Regions from separate parts of the Homo sapiens genome. Here region 2 is linked to region 1. Evidence: read pairs that join two places in POLR2A ChIA-PET (ENCODE). Cell type or tissue: CD4-positive, alpha-beta T cell. All regions are shown on one strand. Each heading gives the region's core, and the rest is flanking DNA. Links, peaks and the distances in the headings are about the cores only.

Region 1 (2,921 bases), core at 131-2,630:
GCCACTGCACTTCAACCTGGGCGACATGGCATGACTCCGTCTCAAAAAAAAAAAAAAAATGCCGGGCGCGGTGGCTCACACCTGTAATCCCAGCACTTTGGGAGGCCGAGGCAGGCGGATCACCTGAGGTTGGGAGTTCGACACCCCATCTCTACTAAAAATACAAAATTAGCTGGGTGTGGTGGCCTGTAACCCCAGCTGCTCCAGAGGCTGAGGCAGGAGAATCGCTTGAATCCAGGAGGCGGAGGTTGCGGTGAGCTGAGATCGTGCCATTGCACTCCAGTCTGACCAACAAGAGTGAAACTCTGTCTCAAAAAAAAAAAAAGATTGATGGTGTTTAAGGGGGTGGTGGTGAGTGGCAGGCAATGCAGAAGTTACTAGATCATGGTAAGGACTTAGGATGTTTGAAGGGGTTTAAGTTGTGAAGTGACTTGATCTAACTTGAGTGCAATGGTGTGATTGAGGTTCACTGCAACCTCCACCTCCGGGTTCAAGCGATTCTTCTGCCTCAGCCTCCTGAGTAGCTGGGACTACAGGTGCCTGCCACCACACCTGGCTAATTTTTTGTATTTTTAGTAGAGACGAGGTTTCACCGTGCTAGGCTAGCCAGGATGGTCTCGATCTCCTGACCTGGTGATCTGCCCACCTCGGCCTCCCAAAGTGCTGGGATTACAGATGTATTCCACCATGCCCGGCCCTGTTTTAGCTTTTGATGTAAGGTTTCCTCTAGAGTAGCTTGATGGTTGAGGAACCATCTTATTACCAAGGACTCCCTTTTTATATTTCTTCTTTTGGAGACAGGGTTTCACTCTGTTGTCTGGGCTGGAGTGCAGAGGTGCGACCTGTGCTCACTGCAACCTTCGCCTCCTGGGTTCAAGTGATTTTCCTGCCTCAGCCTCCTGAGTAGATGGGATTACAGGTGCTTGCCACCACGCCGGGCTAAATGTTTTTTGGGTAGTTTTAGCCTAGTGTACCTTAAATATGCTCCAAACACTTAATATTAGCCTACAGTTGGGCAAAATTATTGAACACAGACTATTTTACAATAAAGTGTTCATTATCTCATGTAATTTATTGAATACTATACTGAAAGTGAAAAACAGAATAGTTGTATGAGTACTCAAAATATGATTTCCACAGAATGCATGTTGCTTTTGCACCATCATAAAGTTGAAAAATTTTAAATTGAACCATCATAAGTTGGGGACTGTCTTGTGCTTAGAATAATTGGTTACATATTAACTGATACATTTGCTTTCTTTCTTAATGCCTGCCTGTTGTACTCCAGGTACTCCACACTAGATTTGGGGGAGTCTTACAGAAAATACTATGTAATCCCTATCTTTGAGAACTTAAGCCTAATGTAAGAGACAGAGAGTATTGCTCTCTGATTATAGGACAATGTAACATGTGACAGGATGCTCAGTGTAGTGGGACCGCAGAGAGGATGAGATGAGAGGTGGTGGTAAAGGAAACTTCAGAGGGTGAGTTGGAGGCGGTTTAGCGATTAGAGGGCAGGTTGTAGAATCTGATAGTCTTTGTTTTGAATTCTAGTTCTGCTGTTGGAGAATTATTTGATTTGGGACAAGTTAAATCACTTCCCTAAACTCATCTGTAAAATGAGGATAATACTTATCTAAGGTTGTAAAGATTAAATGTAATGTAAAAAGTTTAGCAGCACAGTGCCTAGAGGTACATAATAGGTGCTCATTAAATCAGAACTGTTGGTATTAATTCTATTACTGCTGTAGCTGTGATTCTTTGAAGGCTTGAGTAGGAGTTAGCTACATAAAAAAAGGGCAGAGGAGAAATAGCTTTCTATAGACAGGGAAGAGTATATGGGACACTATGGTGGCCAAAGAATATTTGGAAAATAACAATAGTATCTGTCTTGATTCTGTTGAGATGAAAATAATACATGTAAAACACATAAGCACTAAAAAAAATCAGCTGTTATTATTCTACTTTGAGAAATATTGCATTGTGCTATACTGTTTCATATGGCTTGGGTAATAAACTTTAATCTGGCATTTATTTTTTAATCATTTTGCTATCTTTTTTTTTTTTTTTTTTTTTTTTTTGAGACGGAGTCTTGCTCTGTTGCCCAGGCTGGAGTACAGTGGTGTGATCTCAGCTCACTGCAAGCTCCGCCTCCTGGGTTCATGCCATTCTCCTGCCTCAGCCTCCCGAGTAGCTGGGACTACAGGCGCCTGCCCCCATGCCCAGCTAATTTTTTTTTTTTTTGTATTTTTCGTAGAGATGGGGTTTCACTGTATTAGCCAGGATGGTCTTGATCTCCTGACTTCATGATCTGCCCACCTCAGCCTCCCAAAGTGCTGGGATTACAGGCATGAGCCACCGCACCCGGCTTCATTTTGCTGTCTTTTATGCTTTAAACTTTTGCTATATGCTCTTTAAAAGAGTATCTACTTTAAATTCCCCATCATCTGGCCAGAAAAAAAAAGTCTCTGTTCATCTGGCCAGAAAAAAAAAAATTCCCATTATTCCTTGTAAAATTCCTCTCTTACTGAAACATCTTGGTTCCTTTTGTGTCTTTCTTTTTCTTCCCTGATTTCCTCTACTTTGAGGCTGTCCCTCAAAGTTTAGTTTTCAGTTCTTACTTCTCTCATCATTTCTGATGAAGAGATAGATGCTCTTGTGGCTTCCTCTGTCACTTTTACACAGAATTGGACCATTGTAAGTTGGGCATCGTCTTGTGATTTATTAGCCCTGACTTTTCCCTTAAGTTCCTCTTAATTAGATCTTATGATATCATAACATTTCTACTTGATATATTCATCTGCTGTTCCACAATTGTTTCATTTGTTTGATTTCAGAAATAATTAGAAGAAAGCCGATCTAGATTTGTCAGATTTTTACTTTGCCAAGCTGTGATAGTTGAAAAACAACCAAACCCACCA
Region 2 (2,921 bases), core at 307-2,806, 170 kb before region 1:
TTAAAAATTTACTTATTTTCTACTTTGTATCAGTCATTATGTTTTACAGAAATTACTTCATTTAATCCTTACAACAACCCAATAAAGTGGGATCTAATTACAGACAGGGAAATTGAGACTTATGTAAGGTCACAATCAGATCTGCTTGCTCCAAAGCCTGTGCTTCCCCCACAGCTTGCCTATCACATAGAGGAGAATAGAAGAAATAATTCAACCTAAATTTACTGCTCAACAGATAACCAACGGACATAAGCTCATGCTCTGTAGTTTATAATGTGTAAACACACTGTAACACATCCATTCTAACTAACATGGTTGGTGTTCCCAATATACAAACTGTTCAATGACTGAATGATCCGTTTCAGTTAATATACATTAATGATCGACACCAAGCTCAAAAGTCTAAATTCTTACTCTGTGAACTTTCTGGTAGATATTATTCTAATTTTCAATGATACAATGTTAACTGATAAACTCTATACCAGTGCACTGGGTGTATATTTGTGTACTGATTATAAGAACAGCTAACTTATAGAGCAGTTCCCTTCATTCTTCACCTTCAAATCTAGCTTATCTTTAAAATATTAATATAATACTGTTTTTAAAAATTTCTATTACCATATCCTTTTCAAGAGTACAAGCTCTAACATGCCAAAAAGCCCAAACTCACAAAGCTAGTGAATATTTTATTTCACGTCAGACATAAAATCTATTATTTCACTTCAATCACGTTGAATATTATTTCACAGAGTAGCCAGTCCATGCTTAAAGGTGGTGACCAGGGAGTCTTACCTTGCCATCTGCAGTGGTATTGATCCTGTAGTGATACACACGTCCCTCGTACCTGAGCGAGATGGACAGCTGCCCAGGGCTACTCTCACTTTCTCGCACCAGGAAGCTGCCATTGATTAGACTGCTGAGCAGATACTCAGCTGCACTGCGTGACACAGGTCCATGGTACCAGGAGTGTTTTTCCAGGCTGTTCACTGGGGTGATGTAGTTGCTTGGCACCCAGCCCTGCCCATTCTTAGAGCGAACTTCACTCCACTCACCATTCTGGTTGTAACCAAGGACTCGTAGCTTTTCACCTAGCCATAAGGTCATCACAGGATGAAAGAAACGATGTTAAGACTTTATTTCAACTGAAGCAGTGTACTGTCAAACTTTAAACTCATTAAAAAAAAAAAAGAATCTAGAACTTTTATGCCAAATTTTTTTTTTAAATAATGAAAACAAACTTGGCTGTTCATCATATCCTGATTGCTCTCTTTAGCTTTTAGCTTAACCACAGAAGTATGGTCACAAATGGTTTTCTGGCATTTACTACAGGGTTTTAAAAGTCTATATACAACTTAAAAAATATCCTTAAGAAATTCTATGTATGCCAGACAGGTTACTAAAATGGCTGGAAAAGGACACAGTGCTCACTCTTCAAAAGAAGAAAATTCACTTTCCCTCAAAAGTTTATCAAGGAATGTATCTTATATATGATTCAATGTTAACAACAATCAAGGATTAGGGATAAGACATGTGAGATACAAAGTGACTTCTAAATTTCACTTGGCACCAAGGCAACAAAACCACTGATGTAAAAAAACAAAAACAAAAACAAAAAATGAACAAACAAAAAAAAACACGGACCACAGAGTTTTCAGCAAGAAAACTGTTTAGTGGGGTGAGGGGAATGGGCAGTTAGGACTCCCAAAACACAATCCCTTCCAGAATGCAAGTTTAAAAATAGCTATAGCTTTCTTATTTCCTTCCTAGTTCCCACAAAGAATGAATCACTCCTTTCCATTCCACATTAAAATCAGTGTGTGGAATGGCAAGCTCACTCTGAAGTTGGAAACCAAAACCCAAGTCACTCAGTGTATCTTTGCTGTCAACTTCAATGTTCTTAATTTTTCTATTAAAATTGTGAACATCAAGTTCAGACTTCAACATATAACTTGCCCCGATACTTGCAGCACAAATTAGGTTTCTTTGACAAAACAGAAAAAGTGAAAGAGATATCACTAGTGATAAATAAATGCTAATCTAAAGAATCCTTGTAGTGCCTCAGGCTCTTATCTCTAAGAGATGCAAGTCTTCCTACAGCATTCACATCTACTTCTTCAGTGTCAAAAAGTAGAAGGAAGCCAAGTCAATCAAAAGCACATGGCCATGGCTGAGCGTGGTGTCTCATGCCTGTAATCCCAGCACTTTGGGAGGCTGAGAGGGGCGGATCACCTAAGGTCAGGAGTTCAAAACCAGCCTGGCCAACATGGTGAAACCTCATCTCTACCAAAAATACAAAAAATTAGCCGGGTGTGATAGTCTGCATGCCTGTAATCCCAGCTACTCGGGAGGCTGAGGCAGGAGAATTGCTTGAACCCGGGAGGCTGAGGTTGCAGTGAGCCGAGATTGCACCACTGTACTCCAGCCTGGGAGACAGAGTGAGACTGCTAAAAAAAAAAAAAAAAGCACATGGCCAGAAGTATCAGGCAAAAGTTTTTAGGAGAACTAAAAATAATTATCCTTGTAACCATCTGTCCTTTTTTAGTGGCCTTCAGAAACGTTTCCATAGAATAACTTTGTATCAGACACCATCTCACCTTAGACACATGGATATGAGATAATGAGAAAAAACACAAGAGTATATGTACATATATACACCTATGGGTACATAAAATATACATATATACAGATAAGAGTAAGTCTGGTGTAGCGGTGGATATGCATAAGTGCACAAATACTTGCCAATCATATTTACAGGAAGAAAAAAAAAAGAATCCTGCTAGAAAAACTGAAGAAAACCTGTTGCTCTGTAGCTTTTCTCTGTTAGTCCACATGAGCTAAAAATAAAGAATATTAGTACTTTGTATATATATCTATATATACATTTTTTAATATTGTTGCTTCCTTGAAAAGAATTGGTAATA

Evidence for each region. ChIA-PET counts read pairs that join two places held together with the same protein. Peaks named below come from ENCODE experiments on the same cell type or tissue, not always from the same donor. Only the 100,000 strongest peaks of a DNase experiment are listed, where the experiment ranks them.
Region 2: POLR2A ChIA-PET joins it to region 1 with 6 read pairs; 10 of 35 experiments call an interaction of 5 or more read pairs at or near these places.

The regions. Positions count from the first base shown.
Region 1 is chr1:179,297,691-179,300,611 of GRCh38, forward strand. The region is part of intron 1 of SOAT1 (sterol O-acyltransferase 1); the gene reads left to right. Among named protein-coding and RNA genes, the nearest start is that of SOAT1, 5.4 kb to the left of the region's middle. In CD4-positive, alpha-beta T cell, for the core only: no CTCF peak of the experiment used is centred there; a DNase peak (open chromatin) is centred at 1,451.
Region 2 is chr1:179,125,585-179,128,505 of GRCh38, forward strand. It overlaps ABL2 (ABL proto-oncogene 2, non-receptor tyrosine kinase), which reads right to left. Exons shown (of 12, transcript NM_007314.4): 4 at 793-1,088. Among named protein-coding and RNA genes, the nearest start is that of TOR3A, 45 kb to the left of the region's middle. In CD4-positive, alpha-beta T cell, for the core only: no CTCF peak of the experiment used is centred there; no DNase peak of the experiment used is centred there.